Regions from separate parts of the Mus musculus genome. Here all the other regions are linked to region 1. The links are chromatin contacts, found by Hi-C or POLR2A ChIA-PET in ENCODE. All regions are on one chromosome and are shown on one strand. Each heading gives the region's core, a stretch centred on a gene start or an enhancer-like site at or near the end of the contact. The rest is flanking DNA. Distances are from core to core; before and after follow the strand shown. Region 1 holds the start of Serp2 (stress-associated endoplasmic reticulum protein family member 2). Region 2 has its middle 54 kb from the start of Serp2. Region 3 holds the start of 4930444M15Rik (RIKEN cDNA 4930444M15 gene).

Evidence for each region. A loop is a pair of places that touch in the nucleus more often than their neighbours do. ChIA-PET counts read pairs that join two places held with the same protein, here RNA polymerase II (POLR2A).
Region 2: a map of left cerebral cortex shows a loop between it and region 1 (4-fold over the local background). The contact joins the enhancer-like site here to the promoter of Serp2 in region 1. A Hi-C loop is called at or near these places in 4 of 37 maps with a recorded cell type or tissue (gastrocnemius and left cerebral cortex). POLR2A ChIA-PET finds 5 or more read pairs at or near these places in 3 of 5 experiments (Patski and embryonic stem cell).
Region 3: a map of heart shows a loop between it and region 1 (2.0-fold over the local background). The contact joins the promoter of 4930444M15Rik here to the promoter of Serp2 in region 1. A Hi-C loop is called at or near these places in 10 of 37 maps with a recorded cell type or tissue (adrenal gland, heart and left cerebral cortex). POLR2A ChIA-PET finds 5 or more read pairs at or near these places in 5 of 5 experiments (Patski and embryonic stem cell).

What each region holds. Positions count from the first base shown.
Region 1 is chr14:76,554,944-76,558,814 of GRCm38, reverse strand. It overlaps Serp2 (stress-associated endoplasmic reticulum protein family member 2), which reads left to right and starts at 2,128. Exons shown (of 3, transcript NM_001160326.1): 1 at 2,128-2,384. The coding sequence starts at 2,301.
Region 2 is chr14:76,608,690-76,612,560 of GRCm38, reverse strand. No RefSeq gene overlaps it. Among named protein-coding and RNA genes, the nearest start is that of Serp2, 54 kb to the right of the region's middle. Within about 2 kb of position 1,936, at least 3 of the 3 ENCODE cell types and tissues checked have a DNase peak (open chromatin) inside an H3K27ac peak, as active enhancers do; they include gastrocnemius and left cerebral cortex, where a contact is called at or near this core.
Region 3 is chr14:76,518,994-76,522,864 of GRCm38, reverse strand. 4930444M15Rik (RIKEN cDNA 4930444M15 gene) reads left to right here and starts at 2,010. Exons shown (of 4, transcript NR_045660.1): 1 at 2,010-2,303; 2 at 2,700-3,011.

The sequences.
Region 1 (3,871 bases), core at 879-3,378:
TTACTGAAATAAGTGAGGGACAGGCAGAAGCACCTGTGGGTCTTATACAATAGCCCCCCCTGCTCAGGAAACACTTCCCCTACTTAAACGCCAGTGGTGGTCTGTCGTTGGTCCTCTGAGGCGGCGACACGAACGACACAGACACCAAGTTGGGTTCAAGCAGCAACTTTACTCAGGCTTTTTCTTTTACAGCTCTCTTCCCCAGCAGCTTCTTCTTAGGGCAAGGGCTAAAACAACTCCTATTACAACAGCTTCTCTTCTAGTACTTCTACTCACGGCAAGGGCTAAAACTCCTCTCTTCACTATTTGCACAGACTCACCTCCTTCTAGCTCCACCCCACCTCATCCAATCAGAATTCACACACGCTCCAGGCACGAGCTCAGGTCGTTCACAGATAGGCTGACAGGTCCTGACCACAAGGAACAGTCCAGCCTGGCAGGCAGCCCACGCATGCAGCCTCACTGTGCATGCTCTGGCAAGGCAGTAAACAAGTGGGTTTCACGGGTCCTGCAGCCGCACCGCTCCCCACAGTGGTCCTTAAAATCAGGGACCAGAATAGGTCAGACTTAAGTGGTCCTGTGATGTTGGTGGCTGCTCATACTGTTAATGAAGCCAGTAGCTGCTCATTCAAGTGAAGAGATTTCTAACCAGTTGATAGAAGGGTATATTGGCTGGTTTTGTCTAACTTGACCCAAGCTGGAGTCTTCAGAGTGGAAGGAGCCTCCGTTGAGAAATGAGACTATGAGCTCCAGCTGTAAGGCATATTCTTAATTACAGATTGAAGGGGAGGCCCCAGCCCATTGTGGGTGGTGCCATCCCTGAGCAGGTGGGCCCAGATTCTATTAGAAAGCAGGTTGAGCAAGCCAGAAAAAGTAAGCCAGTCAGCAGCACCCTCCACAGCCTCTGCATCAGCTCCTGCTTCCAGGTTTCTGCCCTGCTTGAGTTTCATCCCAACAGAAACTCTAAGATAAACCGTATCCTAAAGAGCTCTTCCTAGCTTTCTACCCACATAAGAAATTCTACCCATACCAGAGCCTATTGAAGCATCCTCCAGGCACAGATAGATAGGATCAGAGATGCATCCGACATATCTGGTCTACACAGCTCTCACTCCTTACCCTTGAGTGCTATTTTGTATTGTCCTAACCCTGGACCACCTCTTCCCACTTCTCCAGATGTCCCTCCTGAGCTCCAAGGAGCCATATTTGTTGAGGAAAGATAAGCGGTTCAGCCCCCACTCCTCCCCTAGCTAAATCTCGGGGTCAGCATCTGGATATTCAAATATTGATTTTTGTCCTTTCACTGCAGAGAAACTCCCAATGCTGTCTGGGAGCTCACACTTAGTACCCCATAGAACAGGGATGCCTGAAGGTCCAAGATGCCCCAAGACAGTAGTGGTGGTGGGGCAGTGGGGGATAAGAGTCCAAGCCTGGTCAACACTTTGGTTATGGGCAGTGGCCATCCATTCTTCCTGTACTGTAGGCTCATGAACCCTTTGCCCTCTATGCACTCAGTGGTTTCTGGGGCAATCTGCTAGTGTGATGACCACCACTGCCAAGGTGAGGTCTGGTCCAACTCCACCCTCATCCACATTTTTCAGGGACCAGAAAGAGGCTTCTTGGCTCTTCGTCCCATGTCACAAAGGGTCTCTTTTTGCACAACCCAACTTGCCAAGTGGGGTTTCCTCAGACACCTAAAGGGCAGGTTCTTTTGGGGTGTTTCCCAACAGTACTACCCAAACCTGGCCAGGCTCAGCTCTGAGACTCAGCGCTCGATGCCTAGGGTCTAGCCTTCAGCTTGAAGCACCAGCGCCCCAATCCCTGCCTGTCCCGAGGTGGTCAGGAAACAGTCAGAGGTCACCAGGCTGGGTGCGGCTGCGTCCCCACCCCCCACGCACGCACAAACGCCGGGTCGCCCGAACCCTATGCCCCGCAGCGTTCGATCTCAGGACCCGGACACCCCGGGCCACGGTGCCCTTGGGCTTGGCGCGCGGCGCTGTGTCAGCGCCCGCCTCTCGCTTCCCGCCTCCTGCCTCGGTGGCCGCGCAGGGTAGGTAGCTGGGGGGACCGGAAGGATGGCGAGGAAGTCGGAGAGGGTTTCCTGAGATGAGAGATTACTTCCGTCCGCGCGCTGGCCTCTCTCTGGAGCCGGCTGGCTGGGGCTCCGGGAGCGGGGTGCGCGGGGCTCGGCCGTGCCTTGCCACCTGCAGCGCCCGGGCAAGCCGCGGGGCGCTGCGGCTACGGCTCACCCCGGCCATCGTTGCAGGTGGGAGTCGAGAGCATCCCCAAGCGCCCAAGCCATGGTGGCCAAACAGCGGATCCGGATGGCTAACGAGAAGCACAGCAAAAACATCACCCAGAGGGGAAACGTAGCCAAAACCCTGGTAAGGCGGGGGCGGCGCCGGCCGGGCCGAGCTGGCAGGACCCGCGGGGCGGAGCGGGGCGGGGCGGGCGGGCCGTGGGCTCGGAGCCAGGCCTCCCGGCCCCTCCTCCGGGGTCCCGCAGGCTGGGGGACCCAGCGGGGCTCTGGGGGGCGCAGACTGCTCTGCTTTCTCGTGGGCGGAGAGGGCTCTGGTTGGTGGAGACTCCCCAAGAGAAGGAGCCATCGTCCTTGAAAAAGGCTAAAAGCTGCATCTTAGGGGCCAGTGAAGCCAACTGGGCTGGGAGCCTACTAAGTGAATGAATGAACGAAAGGATGAACGAATGATAGAATGCCACTTATCCACAGCTTCCAGGCTCCGCCCCTGGACTCTCTCCCCACCCCCATGCTAAGATTTTTCTTTCCACCCTTTTTGTGATCGTCTGTCTCTTCTCCCTGTGTGTGTGTGTGTGTGTGTGTGTGTGTGTGTGTGTGTGTACATATATATTATATATATGGTATAAAAGTAGGGCGTGAGATTCCGAGCTACATTTCTCTTCACCCTCCTCTTTCTCTTGCAAACTGAAGCCGCCTCAGCCAAAGCTGAGTGCATCGTTACTGCCTATAATTCACCGTATGGATTCTGGCGCATTATGATGCTGTAACTGTAGCGACCAGCTTAGTGCCCGAGGTTCTTTGCTCCCAGACTGTGTATTAAAGCTTTACCCCTGGAATCTTAAGTAAACTGTGTACCTTAAGTGCAGAGATTTCCTTTAGGAAACCAAGTTATCTGCTCCAGAAAATGTCAGGCCTGTGACTTTGAACCATCCAAGGCTTGTGTGGGTTTGCATCGTTGCGAAGAACTGGTTTGCAAAGGCGCCTGGAATCTATTAGCCCATACGATTATGGGGAAGTCCAGCCGAAGCTTGGGTTTGTCTGGAAACGCAGACTTGATGAGGCAATGCCTTTTAGCAAAGAAATTATGTTGGTTTGATTAACTGAGGGGAAAAGCTGGCTGTGTAGTCATCACACCGGAATTCTTGTTAAACCAAGCAGAATTGTGGCAGAGAAGCCATGGCGTCAAACTACTCAGAGCTTTGTACACAGCCCCAGGCTGAGGTAACCCTTAAAATTCCTTCTTTTGGGGAACTAGAGCATTTAGCTATGATTGGAGGGGACAAAATGCCAAGGCGCCATAGAATGGGAACCATATTTTTCGCAGGAATCTGTTTCCCCTATGAGGTTTTATTACTGGGTCAGGGCAGGGAGCCACTGCCCAAGTTGGCATTAAAGGCAATTATTTTATGCTCAAAGTAGATCATTTCTTCCTTCTCAAGGTGGCAGACCTATTTGCTGACATAGTGGAATAAGCAGCTGTGGCTCTTTCTAATGAACGAAGGAATCTGAGTTCAGATGTAAAATGAAGCCGGGCAGTGGTATTGCACGCCTTTAATCCCAGCACTTTGGAGGCAGAGGCAGGCAGATTTCTGAGTTCGAGGCCAGCCTGGACTA
Region 2 (3,871 bases), core at 687-3,186, 54 kb before region 1:
AATGCAGAGAAGGCAAAGGGATAAAACAGCCTACAAGACAATCAGTGACAAAGACCCAACAGAGGCAAGGAGCAGTAGAAATTACACCATTTAGTTTAAACCTGGATGAGATCATGTATTTCCAATGAAACTCAAATTTTTTTCATTTTAATAATTGACCTCCCTGAGACTCCACATCTCTGGGTGTTTGTATTTTTATTAACAGCTGTATTAACAGGAAATGGGGGGAAGATTCCAGATAAGACTAGAGGTTCGGGAATAGAACACTTGACATCTGTAGCACATCAGCACCTTGTTCATTACCCTGTATTCCTTTCACCGAAGGTTAAGGACAGGAGGGAGAGGGAACTAAGCAGACTGCAGTTTACATCTCTGAGAACAAAGGCCTGTGCTTTCACTAAGAACACTGAAGATGCGTGCAACTAATAAATACTAGGCATCCTCCGTTGGTCAGGCACTGACCATTTCACAGTTGAGGAAACAGAAATGCAGGCAAATCAGGTATAAGAAGAAAAGCATGGCGGTGGTCTCTCTGGTGTCCATGAACACGGTGCTTTTGGGAAACAATCAGACTTCTGCAGTCCCAAGAAAAACACGTTCAGCAAGATCACTGGTCCTAGAGTTTCCCTCTTCTGGAAGCATCTCAGACAGAGAGAGAGAGACCCTTCTCCATCCTCTAACACCTGTATGTTGCATACTGTGCCAAGGGCTGGGGGGAGATGGCTCAGACAATAAAGGCCTGTCGCATAAGGATAAGGACCAGAGCTTGCAATATCAATACAAAAAGCAGCATGTCCACGCCAGGGAGTAGACAGGTGTGGCTCTAGGTCGCTCCTTGGCTAGCCTGCCTTGAATACATACGTTCCAGGTTCAGTGACAGGGAATGTAGAGAGTGGTAGGGGAAGTGGTCCAATGTTAGCCTCCAGCTCTACATACTACAGGCTTCTGCACACATGTGTACATACGCACATATATACATGCATGTGTGCACACATGCAGAGAGAGAGAACGCCAAGGATGGCTAAAGGAAGGGGCAAAGAGAAGATATATGGTTGGTCATGTGCTTGAAAGACAACCCCAAGGGTCTGTCCAAACCCACAGCCAGCCCAACTTCTGGACTTTGTGTGATGTGACATCCTTGTGAGATAGCAGATCTCCTAAGGCTGCTGTATGTACCACAAGTCTGTTCCTAGTTTCCTCTCATCAAAAGCATTCTGGGTTGTACGACGAAAAGGCAAAATGCAAACTCAACCTCATGTAATCACCAACACCTACACATCCCCAGAGTCCTCTTGCGGGAGGGGTGTCTCTAAGGGGTTGACTGTTCTGCCTGGTTGCCAAGGAACAGCCTCAGTGGCCCTCAGTCAGAGCTTTGGCTTCATTCCCGGCTCTGCCGTTAATTAGCTATGTGGGCATGGGCAAGTTCCTTCTTCTCTTTAGTCCTCATCTGAAAAATGGGGCCAATAATAGGACCTGCCACAAAGGGCTTTTAAGACAAGGCACTTCTGTGCAGCAGAGATAGGTGGTGGCTCTGGGTTCACAAAAGGGCCTCTGAAGTACTTTATTTATATGTTTATCTCTCTATTTATTTATCTTGATTTTTGCTCCTGTCTGAACTTTTTGTCTCTTTTGTGTCTTTGTTTATTTGGTTGTTTTGGTTTGGCAGTATTAGGAATCACATGCTAGGCAATCTCTCTCTCTCTCTCTCTCTCTCTCTCTCTCTCTCTCTCTCTCTCTCTCCAGTTCAGCATTTTTAATTAGTTAGCTATCCTCATCCATCTCAAAGAGGAAGCATTCAAGTGTTACTCACGGTGTCCCTGCTATTTTTAGAAGTGTTTCCCACAGGTCCATCTGCTAGAGGCTTGGTTGCAAACTGTGAGGCCACTGGGAAGTGACAGAACCTTTAGGGGTGGGGCAGAGTGGAAAGAAGGGAGGCTTCTGGGACGTCACTAAAAGGACTATTATTAGTTCTTCCCGCTCCTCCTGTGCCCACTGTGAAGCCAGCAGCCTACCATGAGTCCTCCCTCGACAACTATGCTACCACAGACAAAGGCAGCCAAGCCAGGTGACTCTGAACTGAAACTAGAGCCCGAGCAAACCTCACTCCTCCTCTCTGGCCGAACCCCCCCCCCCCCATTTGTAAGTGGCAGAAAGCCAATTAACACAATCAGACTTTCTGTTAAACTATTTCTCCTTCCATACCACCCCTCATATGCAATATCTGAACAAACATGCTCCTTTGCTTAGCTTTACATGATAGCACATTCCCTAATATGTGTACATGTTCTTTATAATTATTTGATTTAATAGTTTTATAAGACTAGACTAGTATAATTTACTACTAACCACTGTCCTACAATTAATAAAAAGATAGGATCTCTCTCTATGTAGACCAGGCTATCCTTAGAATCGCAAGTGTCTGTCTCTGCCTCTTGCATGGAGTGATGGGATTAATGGAGTAAACTGTCACACACTGTTTCCATGAGAAGAGAATTCCTTGAGGTACAATTACTGGGTGTGAGGATATGAATCATTTTGTTGTCTCCTGCTAAGTAATTCTTCCCAAAAGGAACACTACAGTTTGTAACCAGAGATGGTATCTTGGCCACACAAGGCTAAATGTCAGCTTTTCCAAATAGGTACCTGGCTTGAAATATCACATGAATTTTTGTACTTTAGAGAAGTCAGTGTTTCGATTGCCTTGCCCTGGGTTTCAAGTTTTATAAATCAGGTTCTTCTTTCTTCCCTCAAAAGCCCCGCTTTGTAGCAGTCACTTTTATTCTTTGTTGACCCCAGATTTTTTATATGCCTGTCTGGTTTGATCTCCTCCATCTTACTTCTTGAACTAGATTGGATCTCTATATATAGACCCCACCACCACCACCACCAAGAGTTCATAATTAACTCAAGGATTCTATCTTAAATGGATGGTGAAGCCCAGCTTCACATTCTCTTTGAGAGCCACAGTGCTGTTTGGGAGTGAAGAGGAGAAATTCCTGTATCCAGATAGAATAAAAAGCAGCCGCTGACCACTTCAGGGAAAACTCAGGCACGAACGTGGAAGAAGTAAGAAAACTCTGCCCAATTGAAAGTTTCATGGCTTGCATCGGTCTCCCATCCAGCAAAAATCTGCCCTTCCTTCCCTTAGAGCAGGGAAAGTGGACTTAGCCACACCACAAAGAATTCCTTGGGAGTAGAGAAAAACCCTACATTTTTTTTCCAGTGCTAAGCTCAAGGGCAGATAGATAGATGCCTTCAAGTCATGAATAAGGCGGCAAACACAGCCTTGGATGCTCTCAAAGGGACTTGGCTTAGCTTTTTGTGAGGTCTTTATCTTTTTCTATCTCGTGTTTCTAACACGACCATCACTCAGATTCAGGTAGAGACGGTGCAACACAAGGCACCGTACCCAGTGCTGGGTGGCTATTCAAGGAGCATGGAGCAAGTTTATGCTCATTTTTAAAACCCTGGTTATTGCAGATATAAAATATAAAAACACAACATTGAGAAACATCCCAGTGGAATTTCAAGTCTGTCTAGAGATCGCCACATGCCCCAGGTTAAGAAACACATCGAGTTTAAGACTCAGCAAATGCTTTAAGTGATAGCCCAGATAGGAAATATATCAGCCCTTGAGGACAACGTAGTCTTTACTCCAGCGAGGCTGCTCTGTTCGCCTGAAAGCAGCCAAGACAGCAAGTTCACAAACAGTTGAGATTATAGATGTTGTATTGACAACAGACATCATGTGTGGCCCCAAACCATCCATTTCATCAGCCCCAGATCTGGCATGTGAAGTTGTGAAGAAAAGCTACCCTGTCAGTGGGTGTTCTGCTCGCCTGCAGTTTGTCTTTGGTTCACATCATCGCTG
Region 3 (3,871 bases), core at 761-3,260, 36 kb after region 1:
GCTGAGCAAGCCAGGTGAAGCAAGCCAGTAAAGAACATCCCTCTATGGCCTCTGCATCAGCTCCTGCTCCCTGACCTGCTTGAGTTCCAGTCCTGACTTCCTTGGTGATGAACAGCAGTATGGAAGTGTAAGCCGAATAAACCCTTTCCTCCCCAACTTGCTTCTTGGTCATGATGTTTGTGCAGGAATAGAAACCCTGACTAAGACAACAGGACACTAAGAAAATGTAAAGTTACAACTACTGTCTCCCATCTCTGGAAAAAAGCTCCACACATGGTTTAAGGGAAACTCAGAGCAGGATAGAGGAGCCTCTGGCTTGGATGTGTTTTACACTCTGAGCTACTTTGTGTTTGAGTCTTGTGTTACCTTTCTGTTACAAGACCTGGGATAACCACCTTGAAGAGAGAAGAGCTCTCTTTATGGCTCAGGGTTTTAGAGTTTCTATTGCATGATTGATTGGCACCTGTGCTTTGTGCCTGGGTTAAAGCAATACATGACTGAAGCAGGAAGCAGAGCTAATCTGCCCACCTGATGGTTAGGAGGCCGGAGGACTAGGTTCCTACGATCTCCTTCAAGGACATAGCTTCAATGACATAAGGACCTCCCAGTAGTCCCCAAAAGATCTCACCAGTCCCCGGTAGTTCACCCTGGGGGACAAAGCCTCAGAGTTGAAACTAGAGCTGGCATTTACTGTATATGGGTTAATATGGTCTCCTTCTGAGTGAGTTTGAATGTCTGTCCTAGCTCCCCATGTAGAGGAAAGTGTGGGTGTAGTAAGATGGAAATGAGAAAGGACTTGGCGGGGTGTGTGTCCTGCCGAGAGCCTAAGATACTTGCGGGAGGACAAATGTCACTAAGCTAGGCCATAACCATGGGCCTAGGTCAGATCATGAAAATCTTGAGCCAGGAGGTAACCATACAGATGTGTGTTAAGAATCACACCTGGGGGTGATACACATAAGATCTTCAGAAAGTTTGGCCCGAGAGTTCTGTGAACAAGGTTGGAAGGGTACAAGTCCCGGATGGAATAGAAGCTTGTGGGAGACACATGGGTATCAGAACTCAGCAAAGTGAATGAAGAAAGCGTGTAGAAGGAGCAACGGTTGGCTTGGGAGTGAATGTTTGGGACATGCAGAGGGTCTCATACTCCTTAGTCCCCCTGAAAGCATATACTCAGCTCCCCCACTTCTCTAGGAAGATAAAGAGGTACGCAATGGAACTCCATCTGAGCCAGCCCAAAGAAAGGCACCATGATACATTTTCGTGAACATAGCTGGGAGGCTCTAAGAATTTCCTAACCAAGCATTTTCCAATCCTGACTCATGTGCAGTTTAATTATCCCGCACCTTCCTGGAGATTAGTTCCAGGAACCCCTGCTCTAGTAGATAGCAGAGTCCATAGCTGCTTAAGTCTCTTACATAAAATGGCTTAGTGTTTTCTTATGATTCATTACATCTTCTCACATGTGCTAAAGGGTCTCTAGACCCTATCAAGCTTCACACAGTGCAAATACTATTCTGTTGTTGTACTTCATGGTTTATGGGATCATGACCCCCCCAAAAAATTATACATGTTCACCGTGGCTGCAATGCTTTGTCCAAATACATTCTGTTGTATTGGTTGATTGGGTCTGTGGGTAAGAACGCCATAGTTATGGAGTGGGGAGTTAAATGCACAGTTTTCTGTACTATAAATCTCTTTTCATGTAGGCTTGGGATTAGCCTTTAACAGACTTGGAGATGTAGCCACAAGGGAATAACTCTTTTTAGATGACCTCCAATTCAGAGTTTCATCATGAAGCATACCATGACTTCCTAAATCCCAGGTAATCCTGTGAATTCAAGGAGGTAGTTGTTGAAGATTCTGGAACAGATGATGGGAGGAGTTAAGAAGAAAACATGGTCCCACTGTTTCAAAGTACATTCCAAACTGGGAGTGGGGGAAGAGAGACTGGCGGTCACAATCACTGCCTGTGGAATGTTTGTGAGGGTTACCATGGCTTCCCGACATTCTGAAAGTGCTTAGCCTGAGAGGCCCCACATAATCTTCACAGTTCAGCGGTCTCTGAATTGTCACCATGTAACCTTCTTGCCTGTTATCTGTTTACTCTGGGGATGACTCATGACTAGTCACTAGCCCAGTAACTTTGTAACCTTTCCCCCGGAGAATGTGTCTGGATGTCACAGATCTGTGCCACCTTCAGCTTTCTCTTTTCAGGGCTCAACTTGCTTCCAACAATATCACTAGTTTTTATGAGTGTTATGTGAAGCCGCAATTAGACAACATCTCCTCATCTGCCCTAGGTAAATTGTCAGTAATTGACCTAGAGCTCACTGTTTTTCTCATCAGTGAATTCCCACCTTGTCTTCTACCTCGCCAGAGGTTTTCCCCAGGGAGCCCTGCCTTAGTAGCCGCCATTTTGGTTTCTCTTGGGTCACCATTTACTCAATCCAACACCTAGCTGCTACTGGGTGCTGTGTCCTCTATGAAGATGCATTGTGGGGGGGGGGGGTTCCAAGGGATGTGGCAACCTCCACTGAGAGAGAGAACCTTTCTGGTAATCAGCTGTGTGACTTTGAAGAGCCACCAGCTCCCTCTGAGCCTGCGCTAAGCTCTCTGTAATGTTGACTAGGGGGGGGGGGCAACAGATCTCCAGACAGCAAGCTCTCAGATCTAGTCCTCACACCCTGCCTCTTCAGCATGCAGGATGGGGTTCTGTCTTCTGCGTGGAGCATGATGGGTGAGAGGAAGCAGAGGCTGGAGAGATGGAGGACCCACAGTTTGAAAGGAGATGAACCCCACAGGACGCTTCCACAGAGTGATGCTGGCCAGCCCACCTTGGACCACAGGAAGCTCCCTAAGAAAAAGGTTGGGTGAATTGAGCAGAGAAACAGTTGTCTCAGCAGGGAAGAGCTCTCCTTCAGTTCTCCATGATCCAGAGAATGAGGATCTGTATGAGGGGCTTTGAGAGAGAAAGAGCCCGTGAGGATGAAGGCATCTGCTATAGTTAAGTAAGCCACTGACAAATTTTAAGCCAGAAAGGATGGCCTCAAGTGGGTTTTATTTTCTTCTTTCACTGGCCATTTGGAAGCCACTGGCCTAGCAGCCATTGTGGAACTGGGTATGTACGTAGGAGACTCATGTTCCCTTCTGTTCTCATTTTATCCCCTTCCCCAATGACCCGTGCTGTGCTCTGAATATCTCTTTATGCCCCAGTATATGTATTTGTGTATGTATAGTGTGTGTGTGTTATATAGCATAATAGATGCTACTTTAGCATATTTACTCTCATAGACCCTGAGATACACATTCAGAACCCTGTTTTGTGGAAGAAACCAAGGTTAACAGAAATCTACTAACTTGTCTTTTTAAAAAAGACATCTCATTCATTATGAGAAGTTGTTCAACTCCTCTCTTCCCCAACCTATTGTAAACATGAGGGTACCCACTAGCGCAGGTGTCCGTTGTAGTCACGGAGCTTGGGACCACCCATGAACTCTCAGAACCAGTTAGGAACAGAACCCAGGCCCCCAACTCCTGGACAGAGCACCTTTGTTCTGCCCTACCTCCAGCCCTGACTGTGTAGGCTCTGGGCCTGCTGCGGATGGAACCTTCTCTGCTGGCGTACAGACATCCCTTACAACCAGAGCCCTCATTGCTCTCTCAAGTCCAACCAAGTACTTGGAAACAGGCTTTCGTGCTAGATTTCCATCTAGCCAGAGAGTCAACATTACAGAGAGCTTAGTGCAGGCTCAGAGGGAGCTGGTGGCTCTTCAAAGTCACACAGCTGATTACCAGAAAGCTCCTCTCTCAGTGGAGGTTGCCACATCCCTTGGAAACCTACCCTGTGGTGCTTAGAGTGTGGCTCCGT